Regions from separate parts of the Homo sapiens genome. Here region 1 is linked to region 2. The links are chromatin contacts, found by Hi-C or POLR2A ChIA-PET in ENCODE. All regions are on one chromosome and are shown on one strand. Each heading gives the region's core, a stretch centred on a gene start or an enhancer-like site at or near the end of the contact. The rest is flanking DNA. Distances are from core to core; before and after follow the strand shown.

What was found. Hi-C counts contacts between places; a loop is a spot of excess contacts on that map. ChIA-PET counts read pairs that join two places held with the same protein, here RNA polymerase II (POLR2A). Pooled maps may share reads with other maps.
Region 1: a loop to region 2 is called in a pooled map, with 2.0 times the contacts of the local background. The contact joins two enhancer-like sites. A Hi-C loop is called at or near these places in 4 of 168 maps with a recorded cell type or tissue (K562, OCI-LY7, dorsolateral prefrontal cortex and 1 more), 8 of 37 single-sample maps with no recorded cell type and 4 of 50 pooled maps. POLR2A ChIA-PET finds 5 or more read pairs at or near these places in 1 of 52 experiments (HEK293).

The regions. Positions count from the first base shown.
Region 1 is chr3:170,641,832-170,648,387 of GRCh38, forward strand. All of the region lies in intron 2 of SLC7A14-AS1 (SLC7A14 antisense RNA 1), which reads left to right. Among named protein-coding and RNA genes, the nearest start is that of SLC7A14, 59 kb to the left of the region's middle. Within about 2 kb of position 1,525, at least 2 of the 41 ENCODE cell types and tissues checked have a DNase peak (open chromatin) inside an H3K27ac peak, as active enhancers do.
Region 2 is chr3:170,686,537-170,692,189 of GRCh38, forward strand. All of the region lies in intron 2 of SLC7A14-AS1 (SLC7A14 antisense RNA 1), which reads left to right. Among named protein-coding and RNA genes, the nearest start is that of SLC7A14, 100 kb to the left of the region's middle. RefSeq lists enhancers at 1,955-2,527, 2,528-3,100. Within about 2 kb of position 2,880, at least 9 of the 41 ENCODE cell types and tissues checked have a DNase peak (open chromatin) inside an H3K27ac peak, as active enhancers do.

The sequences.
Region 1 (6,556 bases), core at 275-2,774, 46 kb before region 2:
GCTTATTCTGTGGAATTTGAGTTGAGGTGGATGCCGACTGGATAGCTCATGGCCCTCTACAGAGCTTGTGGCTGCACTCAGCCACCTCCTTCCTGGACTAACTCTCTTGCTATTGCTGCTTAGCAAATGAATCTTGGCTACAAGCGCATGTTGAGCTGGAGCCATCTTGAGTCTGCAAGGGCACTCGGGCTGCAAATTCACATTCTCTCCTACAGGCTCCTGCTCCCGCCCACTCTCCTTCCATTCCTGCTTCCCATTCCCTCTTCCCCCTGTCTTCTGTCTTCACCTTAACAGTATTCTACTCCCCTCCCCCATTTTCCCCTCCTCTTCTGAATTGACCACTTCCCTCTTTCTAGAACTTAACAAGTATTTTGGAAAGCATTTTTTTTTGTATGTGCATGCCAAGAATAAGGAGGACCGGGACCCAGGAGCAGCTCTGTCATTTAGCCAGCTGAATCACCTTGGACAAGCCACCTGGACCCCAGTCTGCCACATGGTCTATATGTTTACTTAAGCTTTTGAATGAGTAATAATATGGCACCAACAGTTAGAAGTTTTTTTTTTTTTTGACACTGTTTCGTTCTGTAGCCCAGGCTGGAGTGCAGTGGTGCGATCTCGGCTCACTGCAACCTCAGCCTCCTGGGTTCAAGCAATTCTCCTTCCTCGGCCTCCCGGGTAGCTGGGACTACAGGCGCACGCCACCATGCCTGGCTAATTGTTTGTATTTTTAGTAGAGAGGGGGTTTCACCATGTTAACCAGGATGGTGTGGATCTCCTGACCTCGTGATCGGCCCGCCTCAGCCTCCCAAAGTGCTGGGATTACAGGTGTGAGCCACCGTGCCCAGCCTAGTTAAAAGTTTTATAGTGAAAATTCTGCCTCGCATCCCCAGCCATGCAGTTCCCCTCTCTATAGGCAAACAAGATGAAAGTCATACCTGTTATAAGCAAACACACACACACACACACACACACACACACACACACACATATACTCTTAGCCTTTTTCTCCATTTTCACACAAACAGTAGCATACCATAGGCACAGCTTAGCACCTTGGGTTCTTCATCTAAGGTATCTCAGAGATCTTTCCATATCAGCACATGGAGAGCTACCTCAGTCTTCCTTACAGGTGCTTAGCATTCCATTGAACATCAGTCCTCTCCTGATGGTTACTGAAGCTGCTTCCAGTGTTGTACTCTGCTGCCGTGTTGCAGTGAATAACCTTGCTTATACATCATTGTGCCTGTGTGTGAGCAGATCTGTGGCATAAAGTCCACAAAGCAGAATTTCCAGGTCAGACAGAATGAAAGAGACAGCATAGATGAGCACATACTAATTTGATGTGCAACCTCAGAGAAGGTACTTGACATTTCTGGGCCTCATTTTCTTCTTTGTAAAGGAGAGGGGTTGCCCTGAACGACCTGCAGTTTCTTTCCACCTTGGAAGTCCCTGGGATTCAGAACCTCCCGCCTGTGAGGAGTTTGGCAAAGATCATTGGTCTGGCCCTTGTGATCTGCCCATGAACACAGTGTATCTGTGTCCAGGCCACCACAGCCAGCTGGGAGCCAAAATTTATTCTGTACACAGCCAACAGAGCAGAACTTGAAGAGCCAAGTCCAAGGGCCAGGCCTGACCTCATTTGTCCTTAAGTGGCATCTCTTCTGTTTTGACCTCTTTAAAGGTAGCTGCTTTTGCAGGCTTTGTGGAAATCAGAGGGAGCATGGAGGTATTTTGCTTCAATTTACAGAACTGAGGAAAATGAGTGAGCTAAATATACTTAAGATGAGTGGAGTGAAGCATTAGCCAGAATGCTGGAGGTACAAAGACTTAAATTAATAGGAAACTTACCAGGAGATTATTCAACAATGCAATCAACCAACCATGCAGGTTTTGTTTGTGCGTTGACTAAAAACAAGCCTGCTTGATGGTTTTGCCCTCTATGAATGTTGAGATTATGTGCTAGTAGGCTAAGTTTTAAGATAACCAGAGCCAACATAAGGACTTTCTGCATGCACTCTGATGCTCACTGTTATCATTGATCAGATTTGGGAATCATAGAATGTTTGGCTTGAAAGAGGCTGTAGGGATCACTAAAGCAAGCCTCTTGCTTGTGTACAGATTAGGAGATGGAAACCAGAAGTGGGGAAGTGCACCAGGGCTGTCGTAAGTGCAAGGGAAAGGGCCCTGTAAACAGACCCAGCTCCCAGGGTGGGTGGGGTGGCAGGACGTGCATTAAGCAGGTGGAAGAAGGCATCTAGAGGACACTGCAACAGGCGTGCACTCCCCAGTGACACAGCTGGTATGCATGAGGGGCCCAGCAGTGCATAGAAGGTGGAATTGTAAGCCTGGGAGCAGGCAGGATTCAGAAATCAGGCAAAAGCTTAAGAAACCTCTAATAAAGGGAGAAGGATTAATGAGGGCTCCAATCTTAGAAGGCCCATGTGTCTCTGGTCAGGTTGCTGAGACTCTGATATGTTTTGGCTGTGTCCTCACCCAAATCTCATCTTGAATTGTTACACTTCTTGTGTGAAGTGATACAATTCAATCACTTTAATTCAAGTGATTGAATTGTATCACTTCTTGTGATAGTGAGTTCTCATGAGATCTGATGGTTTTATAAGGGGGGCTTTTCCCCCTTTGCATGGCACTTCTCCTTCCTGCCACCATGTGCAGAAGGACATGTTTGCTTCCCTTTCTGCCATAATTGTAAGTTTCCTGAGGCCTCCCCAGCCATGCTGAACTGTGAGTCAATTAAATCTCTTTCCTCTGTAAATTACCCAGTCTTGGGTATGACTTTATTAGCAGCACGAGAACAGGCTAATACAGACACAAACACAAACACAAGGGCCGGCAGGGGCAAATATTGGATTCCAGGGCTGAGGCACGCCATGGGTACAGAGCAGAAGTGCAGCTGCCAGAATGGGGACCCAAGCAAGGGTGATCTGATTTTGAGCAGTACCTCCTTGTGTCACCCAGTCTTGGTTCTAGAGACTTGGAAGGTAAGCCTGTAAATGGAAACAGGCCAGCCAGAGAGGGGAAAAGGGAACCAGGAAGCAGGCCAGGCTCCAGTCACCAGGTGGTTCTAATTACCTCCTAGATAAATTCCCCTCAAGTCCTTCCCTCCTCCCTCTACAGCTTCACTGTTGTGCTTGTTCAGGTTCCCAGCTTCAGCTTTACCTCCTCCTGAAAGCCATCTCTCTTTCCCAAAAGAGGTCTGGTTCCTACAGTTCCTATATCCCAGGAGTTCTCAAGTCTGGCTGTGGGTCCAAATGGAGAATTTTTTTTTTTTACTTTAAGTTTTGGGATACATGTGCAGAATGTGCAGGTTTGTTACACAGGTATACGTGTGCCATGGTAGTTTGCTGCACCTATCAATTTTTCATCTAAATTTTAAGTCCCTCATGCATTAGGTGTTTGCCCTAATGCTCTCCTTCCCCTTGCCCCCCCAAGCCCCTGACAGGCCCCACTATGTGTTGTTCCCCTCCCTGTGTCCATGTGTTCTCATTGTTCAACTCCCACTTATGAGTGAGAACATGCGGTGTTTGGTTTTCTGTTCCTGTGTTAGTTTGCTGAGAATGATGGCTTCCAGCTTCATCCTTGTCCCTGCAAAGGACATGATCTCATTCTTTTTTATGACTGTGTAGTATTCCATGGTGTATATGTGCCACATATTCTTTATCCAGTCTATCATTGATGGGCATTTGGGATTTGGGTTGGTTCCAAGTTTTTGCTATTGTAAATAGTGCTGCAATAAACATATGTGTGCATGTGTCTTTATAGCAGAATGATTCATAATTCTTTGGGTATATACTCAGTAATGGGATTGCTGGGTCATATGGTATTTCTGGTTCTAGATCCTTGAGAAATCACCCCACTGTCTTCCACAATGGTTGAACTAATTTACACTCCCACCAGCAGTGTAAAAGTGTCCCTCTTTCTCCACAGCCTCACCGGCATCTGTTGTTTCCTGACTTTTTAATAATCACCATTCTGACTGACGTGAGATGGTATCTCATTGTGGTTTTGATTTGCATTGCTCTAATGACCAGTGATGATGAGCTTTTTTTCATATGTTTGTTGGCTGCATAAATGTCTTCTTTTGAGAAGTGTCTGTTTATATCCTTTGCCCATTTTTTGATGGGGTTGTTTGTTTTTTTCTAGTAAATTTGTTTAAGTTCTTTGTAGATTCTGGATATTAGATCTTTGTCAGATGGGTAGATTGCAAAGTTTTTCTCCTATTCTGTAGGTTGCCTGTTCACTCTGATGATAGTTTCTTTTGCTGTGCAGAAGCTCTTTTGTTTAGTTAGATTTCATTTGTCAATTTTGGCTTTTGTTGCAATTGCTTTTGGTGTTTTAGTCATGAAATCTGTGCCCATGCCTATGTCCTGAATGGTATTGTCTAGGTTTTCTTCTAGCGTTTTTATGATTTCAGGCTTTACATTTAAGTCTTTAATCCATCTTGAGTTAATTTTTGGATAGGGTGTAAGGAAGGGGTCCAGTTTCAGTTTTCTACATATGACTAGCCAGTTTTCCCAAAACCATTTATTAAACAGGAAATCCTTTCCCCATTCTTGTTTTTGTCAGGTCTGTCAAAGATCAGATGGTATAGATGTGTGGTGTTATTTCTGAGGCCTCTGTTCAGTTCCATTGGTCTATATATCTGTTTTGGTACCAGTACCATGCTGTTTTGGTTACTGTAGCCTTGTAGCATAATTTGAAGTCAGGTAACATGATGCCTCCAGCTTTGTTCTTTTTGCTTAGGATGGTCTTGGCTATATGAGCTCTTTTTTTGTTCCATATGAAATTTAAAGTAGTTTTTTTTAATTCTGTGAAGAAAGTCAATGGTAGCTTGATGGGATTCCCAATGGTGGGAATAGCATTGAATCTATAAATTACTTTGGGCAATATGGCCATTTTCATTGATTCTTCCTATCCAGGAGCATGGAATGTTTTTCCATTTGTTTGTGTCCTCTCTTATTTCCTTGAGCAGTGCTTTGTAGTTCTCCTTGAAGAGGTCCTTCACATCTTTTGTAAGTTGTATTCTTAGATATTTTATTCTCTTTGTAGCAATTGTGAATGGGAGTTCATTCATGATTTAGTTATCTTCTTGTCTACTGTTGGTGTATAGGAATTCTTATAATTTTTACACATTGATTTTGTATCTTGAGACTTTGCTGAAGTTGCTTATCAGCTTAAAGAGTTTTTGGGCTGAGACGATGGGGTTTTCTAAATATACAATCATGTCATCTGCAAACAGAGATGATTTGACTTCCTCTCTTCCTATTTCAATATGCACTGTTTCTTTCTATTGCCTGATTGCCCTGGTCGGAACTTCCAATACTATGTTGAACAGGAGTGGTGAGAGACACCACTCTTGTCTTGCACTGGTTTTCAAAGGGAATACTTCCAGTTTTTGCCCATCCAGTATAATATTGGCTATGGGTTTGTCATAAATATCTCTTATTATTTTGAGATACGTTCCATCAATACCTAGTTTACTGAGAGTTTTTAGCATGAAGGGATGTTGAATTTTATCAAAGGCCTTTTCTGCATCTATTGAGATAATCATGTGGTTTTTGTCATTGGTTCTGTTTATGTGATGGATTACATTTATTAATTTGCATATGTTGAAACAGCCCCGCATCCCAGGGATGAAGCCAACTTGATCATGGTGGATAAGCTTTTTAATGTACTACTGGATTCGGTTTGCCAGTATTTTATTGAGGATTTTCACATCAATGTTCACCAGGGATATTGGCCTGAAATTTTCTTTTTTTGTTGTGTCTGTGCCAGGCTTTGGTATCAGGATGATGCTGGCCTCATAAAATGAGTTAGGGAGGAGTCCCTCTTTTTCTATTGTTTTGAATAGTTTCAGAAGGAATGGTACAAACTCTTCTTTGTACCTCTGATAGAATTTGGCTGTGAATCCATCTGGTTCAGGGCTTTTTTTGGTTGGTAGGCTATTAATTAATGCCTCAATTTCAGAACTTGTTATTGGTGTATTCAGGAATTCGACTTCTTCCTGGTTTAGTCTTTGGAGGGTGTATGTATTCAGGAATTTATCCATGTCTTCTATATTTTCTAGTTTATTTGCACAGAGGTGTTTATAGTATTCTCTGATGATACTTTGTATTTCTGTGGGAAGAGTGATGATATCCCCTTTATCATTTTTTATTGCATCTACTTGATTCTTCTCTCTTTTCTTCTTTATTAGTCTGGCTAGCAGTCTATCTCTTTTGTTAATCATTTCAAAAAACCAGTTCCTGGATTCATTGATTTTTTGAAGGGTTTTTCGTGTCTCTATGTTCTTCAGTTCTGCTCTGATCTTAGTTATTTCTTGTCTTCTGTTAGCTTTTGAATTTGTTTGCTCTTGCTTCTCTAGTTCTTTTAATTGTGATGTTAGGGTGTAGATTTTAGATCTTTCCCACTTTCTCATGTGGGCATTTAGTGCTGTATATTTCCCTCTTAATGCTGCTTCAGCTGTGTCCCAGAGATTCTGGTACGTTATCTCTGTGTTCTCATTGGCTTCAAAGAACTTCTTGATTTCCTCCTTAAT
Region 2 (5,653 bases), core at 1,630-4,129:
AGTGTCTGTAATGGTCTTGTAGGCTTCAGGCGATCTGGCAGTGTCAGTCTTCAGCTGCTAAGCTGAGATCTGGGAAGCAGTTAGTCAAAGAGCCTTGGGCCAGAGTTCCAGAGGCTCTGGGAGTGGCTGCCAGGTGAGCTGAACAGTCTGATTTTCAGTGGGGTCCTGCACAGATGGGACATGGCTTAGGAGGAATCCTGGGCTCTGGGCATTCCTTAGCCCAGTGGCCAGATTTCCAGCACTTGTAGCAAGCTCCTGGGGGAGGAGGTTCTGGAGGAACCCCTGGCCACTGCGGTTCAGGCGTTTGGAGTTCTTGTGTGCTGGAGATGTGGCTGGGGTTTGTCTCACAGTGGAGGCAAGGAATTGCAACTCAGAAATATGTTGCTACTTGGATGCCTCTATTATTGTACACCTTGAAGGTGAGGTTAATTAAGTCGTGTTGTGGGGTTTCAGGGCTGGAATTTAATTTTTCGAGTTTTATTTAATGTTAGGAGCAGATTGGGTAATAAAATGTATATTGAGAATAAGACGGCCTTTTGACATTTTAGGGTTTAGGGCTGTAAAGCGTCTCAGGGATGCTGCCGAATGAGCCATGAACTGGGCTGGGTTTTTCATATTTGATGAAAGAGCCTAAATGCTCACGATTTGGGAGAGGTCTGATAAGGAAAAAGGAGCATTAACCTTGACTATGCCTTTAGCTTCAGCCACCTTTTTAAGAGGAAATTGCTGGGCAGGTGGGGGAGGGCTACTCACGGAATGAAACTGTAAACCGGACCAGGTGTGAGGAGGGGAGGTGATAAAAAGATTATAGGGTGGAGGAGCGGAGGTTGAGGAAGAATTGGGACCTAGCTCGGCCTGGCGAGGAGCAGCCTGGGGAGGAGGGGAAAGGTCAGATGGGTCTGTAGAAAAGGAAGATTAGAAAGACTCAGTGAAGCTTGGGGTTGGGATTGAGGGGACAGGCGGGAGGGAAAAAAGGAAGATTTGGGACGAGTTGCACGGGCACAGAGACTAGGAAGGGACCAATGTGTAAAAGAATGTCTGGTCGTCAGGCACCTCAGACCGTTTGCCTATTTTATGACAAGAATTATTTAGATCTTGCAGGATGGAAAAATTGAAAGTGCCGTTTTCTGGCTATTTGGAACTACTGTCGAGTTTGTATTGGGGTCAAGTGGCATTGCAGAAGAAAATAAGGCATTTAGGTTTTAGGTCAGGTGTGAGTTGAAGAGCTTTTAAGTTTTTGAGAACACAGGCTAAGGGAGAAGAAGGAGGAATGGAAGGTGGAAGGTTGCCCATAGTGAAGGAAGCAAGTCCAGAGAGAAGGGAGAGTAGAGACATGGAGGGAAGGGATTCGGGGGTTCTTACCCTCCAGAAAAGCAGGAAAGGGGTCAGGGCACAGAGATACGAGGTCAGGGCATGGAAATAAAGGATAGGGGTGCAGAGATATAAGAGGTTGGGGCATGGAAATAAGGGATCAGGGTGCAGAGATATAAGTAGTCGGGGCATGGAAATAAGGGATTGGGGTGCAGAGATATGAGGTTGGGGTACTTGCCACTCTCCCAGAAAAGCAGAACTTGCCACTAAGGGTGAAGGAGAAGGGGTTGGGGGTTTCTTGCCCCCCAGAAAGGAGGAGAAGGGGTAGAGACACAGAGAAGGGGTTGGGGTACTTCCCCCTCCCCTAGAAAAGCAGGACTTGCCACTAAGAGTGAAGGAGAAGGGGTCAGGGGTTTCTTGCCCCCCAGAAAGGCAGAGAAGGGGTAGAGACATGGAGAGAAGGGGTTGGGGTACTTGCCCCTCCCCCAGAAAAGCAGGACTTGCCGCTAAGAGTGAAAGACCAAGGCAGGCATCCCTGTGTGGTCTGACACCTCTGAAACCTGAGTGAATAACTAGAGAGGCATCCCTGCAATGATTAAACACCAAGAGAAGGCTGCCTTCCCTAGTCCATGACCGGCGCCGGAGTTTTGGGTCCAAGGATAAAATGTGTCTCCTTTGTCTCTACCAGAAAATGAAAGGAATTGAAATTAAGAGAAGGGAGAGATTGAAGTGTGGCACCAAGATTGAAAGGAGAAAGAGGTTGAGGGATAGTGAGGGAGGTTGGAGAAGAGAGTAAAAAGAGGCTGCTTACCAGATTTGAAATTGGTGAGATGTTTCTTGGGCTGGTCGGTCTGCGGACCTGAGGTCATAGGTGAATCTTTCTCATGGAGCAAAGAGCAGGAGGACAGGGGATTGATCTCTCAAGGGAGGCCCCCCGATCTGAGTCACGGCACCAAATTTCATGCGTGTCCGTGTGAAGAGACCACGAAACAGGCTTTGTGTGAGCAATAAAGCTTTCAATCATCTGGGTGCAGGCAGGCTGAGTCCGAAAAGAGAGTCAGCGAAGGGAGATAGGGGTGGGGCCGTTTTATAAGATTTGGGCAGGTAAAGGAAAATTACAGTCAAAGGGGATTTGTTCTTTGGCGGGCAGGAGTGGGGGTCGCAAGGTGCTCAGTGGGGGTGATTTTTGAGCCAGGATGAGCCAGGAAAAGGACTTTCACAAGGTAATGTCATCACATAAGGCAAGGACCCGCCATTTTCACTTCTTTTGTGGTGGAATATCATCAGTTAAGGCAAGGACCAGCCATTTACACTTCTTTTGTGGTGGAATGTCATCAGTTAAGGTGGGGCAGGGCATATTCACTTCTTTTGTGATTCTTCAGTTACTTCAGGCCATCTGGGCATATACATGTAAGTCACAGGGGATGTGATGGCTTGGCTTGGACTCAGAGGCCTGACAGGGACCACACGTGTGCAGTGCACCACTATGCCCAGCTAAGTTTTTTATTTTTAGAGACGAGGTTTGCTATGTTGCCCAGGCTTGTTTCCAACTCCTGAGCTCAAGTGATCTTCCCACCTTGGTCTCCCAACGTGCTCGGATTACAGGCATGAACCATCTTGCCCAGACCCATCCCTTGTTTTTTTACCTATCAGATGAACTCTCTTTGTTCCCCATGTAGAGGCAGAGACTATTACCAGTGACATTCCAGTTCATTTCCTTTTTCAAATTCTTTTCTGGATTGCTTCTCTTCCTTTTAACAAAGAGGGAAAGTACAGTTCAGTGGGGGCAGGAGACATGGGCCTAGCAGGCAGTCTGTGCCACCAGGCTGTCAGCATTAGGACTAAGTCTCTCACAGACATTCTAGAGCTGCCCCTGGGGCTTTGCCTGCTTTGGCCTCAGGACAAGTGATCAGTGAAGAGCATTCCAAGGAGTTGAGTCTACCCTTCAAGATTCCTTACATATTTTCTGGAAAAAAAAAAAAAAAACACTTGGTGCCTTCAGATTCATATGCAAAGGACCTCTGTGCAAATGAAAAGCCTAGTAATTATCAAGAATACGTATCATAATTTTACAATTTAAAATATTTACTTAGCACTTTAAAGTCTTGAAACAAATTATTGCCTTAGGTTGTGTTTTTTAAAATAGTGAAATAGTTTAGGTATTTAAGTTCTAGCCCTCGCAGTAAGCTATTTTTATATTGATTTTTATCTGTGCCAAATATGGTGCTAATAGCAAGCAATGGGGGAGAGTATTATGTGTCTATTGACACTGCATGAAGTATAAGTTCACCATTATTGTGTCTACACTTATAGCATGGATTTGCCCAGTGCTGCTGAAAGGATGCCCAAGGATGTCTTTCTCCTGAATGAAGTCTCAGTGGCATGGCAGTTTGGGAAACGTTGGCCTAAAACAGAAAACGTCTTCCCAGGTGTGGGGGTGTTAGAGCAGCAGAACAATGCAAGGAACTTCAAAACTCCTGATGCCCAGACTATACCCTAGTTAGACCAACTGAGTCAGAATTCCCCGGGGTGGGCGAGACTTGAGTGAGAACCTACTGTTAGGAGAAAATATGTCTTCTCTCATTGTTTCCATTTCCCCCTTGTTCTGGGCTCTGTGGGCAGGAGAGTGGGAAAAATAAAAAAGAGGATGAAGTGGGGCCTTTAAAATGTCTTGGAGAATAACCACCACCACCACAGGAAGTGCAGGGACCCCGCTCCCCCTAGTGGCGGTGTGCCGGAGGCAGCTGGAAGTGCCTGGCCGGCCTGGCCGGCCTGGGCGTTATGTGTGTTAGGAAAGCCGTGTGTCTTCTGCAGGCTTCCTTTTTATAAAATGTGTATTCTATTTATGCGTATTTATTTAAATTTTATTATGTTTACCTATTTATTTATTGTTTATAAATATATGCTTTCTGTATTTTTGTATTTTATGTTTATATAAAGGTGTCCACTGTGGAGCTCTCTAACATGTTCTGAGTCTAGAGGAGGCAGGTGAAGGTGAAGGCCACACGGTGACCCCAGATGCTGTTCCCTGGGTGGGATCTGATGCCTTATTCTGAAAACGTGGGGCACAGTGGCCTGGCTTTCAGAGCAGATCTGACCTTGGAGTGGATTGGTCCCCATCCCTTCAACACACACATATACACATTTCCCCAGTTCCTGCAGAGCAAAGATATGCCTGCTCCTTGATAAAACTTCAGCATTGGTCCTGGTCATTTTTCCCATAAGACTTCAACCAGGATCCTTTTGTGTCTTTCTCCTTGTGTTTAAAGCCAACCACATGTATTTTGACATGTGGACCTTTTGTACAAAAAGCCGTGATATCCTTTATCCCCACTTGGGTAATATTTCCTGCCCTGGGATGCGACGTGGGGTAGAGGGAGGGTGAATTCTGTCCTGAGGCTGCTGTGCCATATTCTGCTTGTTTGATTGGGCTTCTGCAACCTCTACTAAGAAATATACACTGCAAAGCAAGGTGAAGGGCAACAGCCCTGAGCACCACTTCTAGCAGGTGCGGAGAGAGATTCACAGCACCTGGCCCATGTGTCTTCCCACTCAGATACCAGTGGAGGCCCACGCACCATATGTCTGGATACCTAAAAGTTTTACATCAAGCTAAGAGACTGATGAATTAATATGTTCCGTCCTCCTACTTTTCATAAATATGTGTAAAGATCTGAGAGGCCAAGCTCAGCTGCAGCCTTCTTGGACTTCTCAGAGTTCTCCCCAGAATGTGATGACCTGGGACAGCTAGGGATCCCCACTGGCAGCCCACTCACCCTCTTTTCCCATCCCCTGGCTTCATCCGACCCCACAAGGAGCCTCCTGCACATAGGCACACTGGCTTCCCTATCCAAGCCCTGTCCACACGAGCTTGTAAACAGCCTCCTTTTGGGGACCACAGGGGCCTAGACAGATTTATAATGGTAGCATAGTCTCCATGTGGAAGATGGAGATGTAGAAGAGTCCTGTGTAGGTCTGGAGACATGTGAGCAAAGAATTACTGCATCTCAAGTATCTGGAATGTGGAGAGAAGGGAAGAAATGGGTTCTGGATGGGCTCATTCCATTTTCATCGCTATACAAAGAAGGATTTTTAAATTTTTTATGTTGGAATAATTTTAGATTTACAGAAAAGTCACACATATAAGCAAAGAGAATTCCTGTATACCCCTCACCCAGTTTCTCCCATTGTTAATGTCTTACATTACCATGGTACATTTGTCAAAACTAAGAGCCCATTATTGGTACGTAACTGTTATCTAAATTCCAGACATTCTTCAGACTTCACCAGTGTTCCTATTGATGACCTGTTACTTACTATTCTAGTATCTGATCCAGGACAC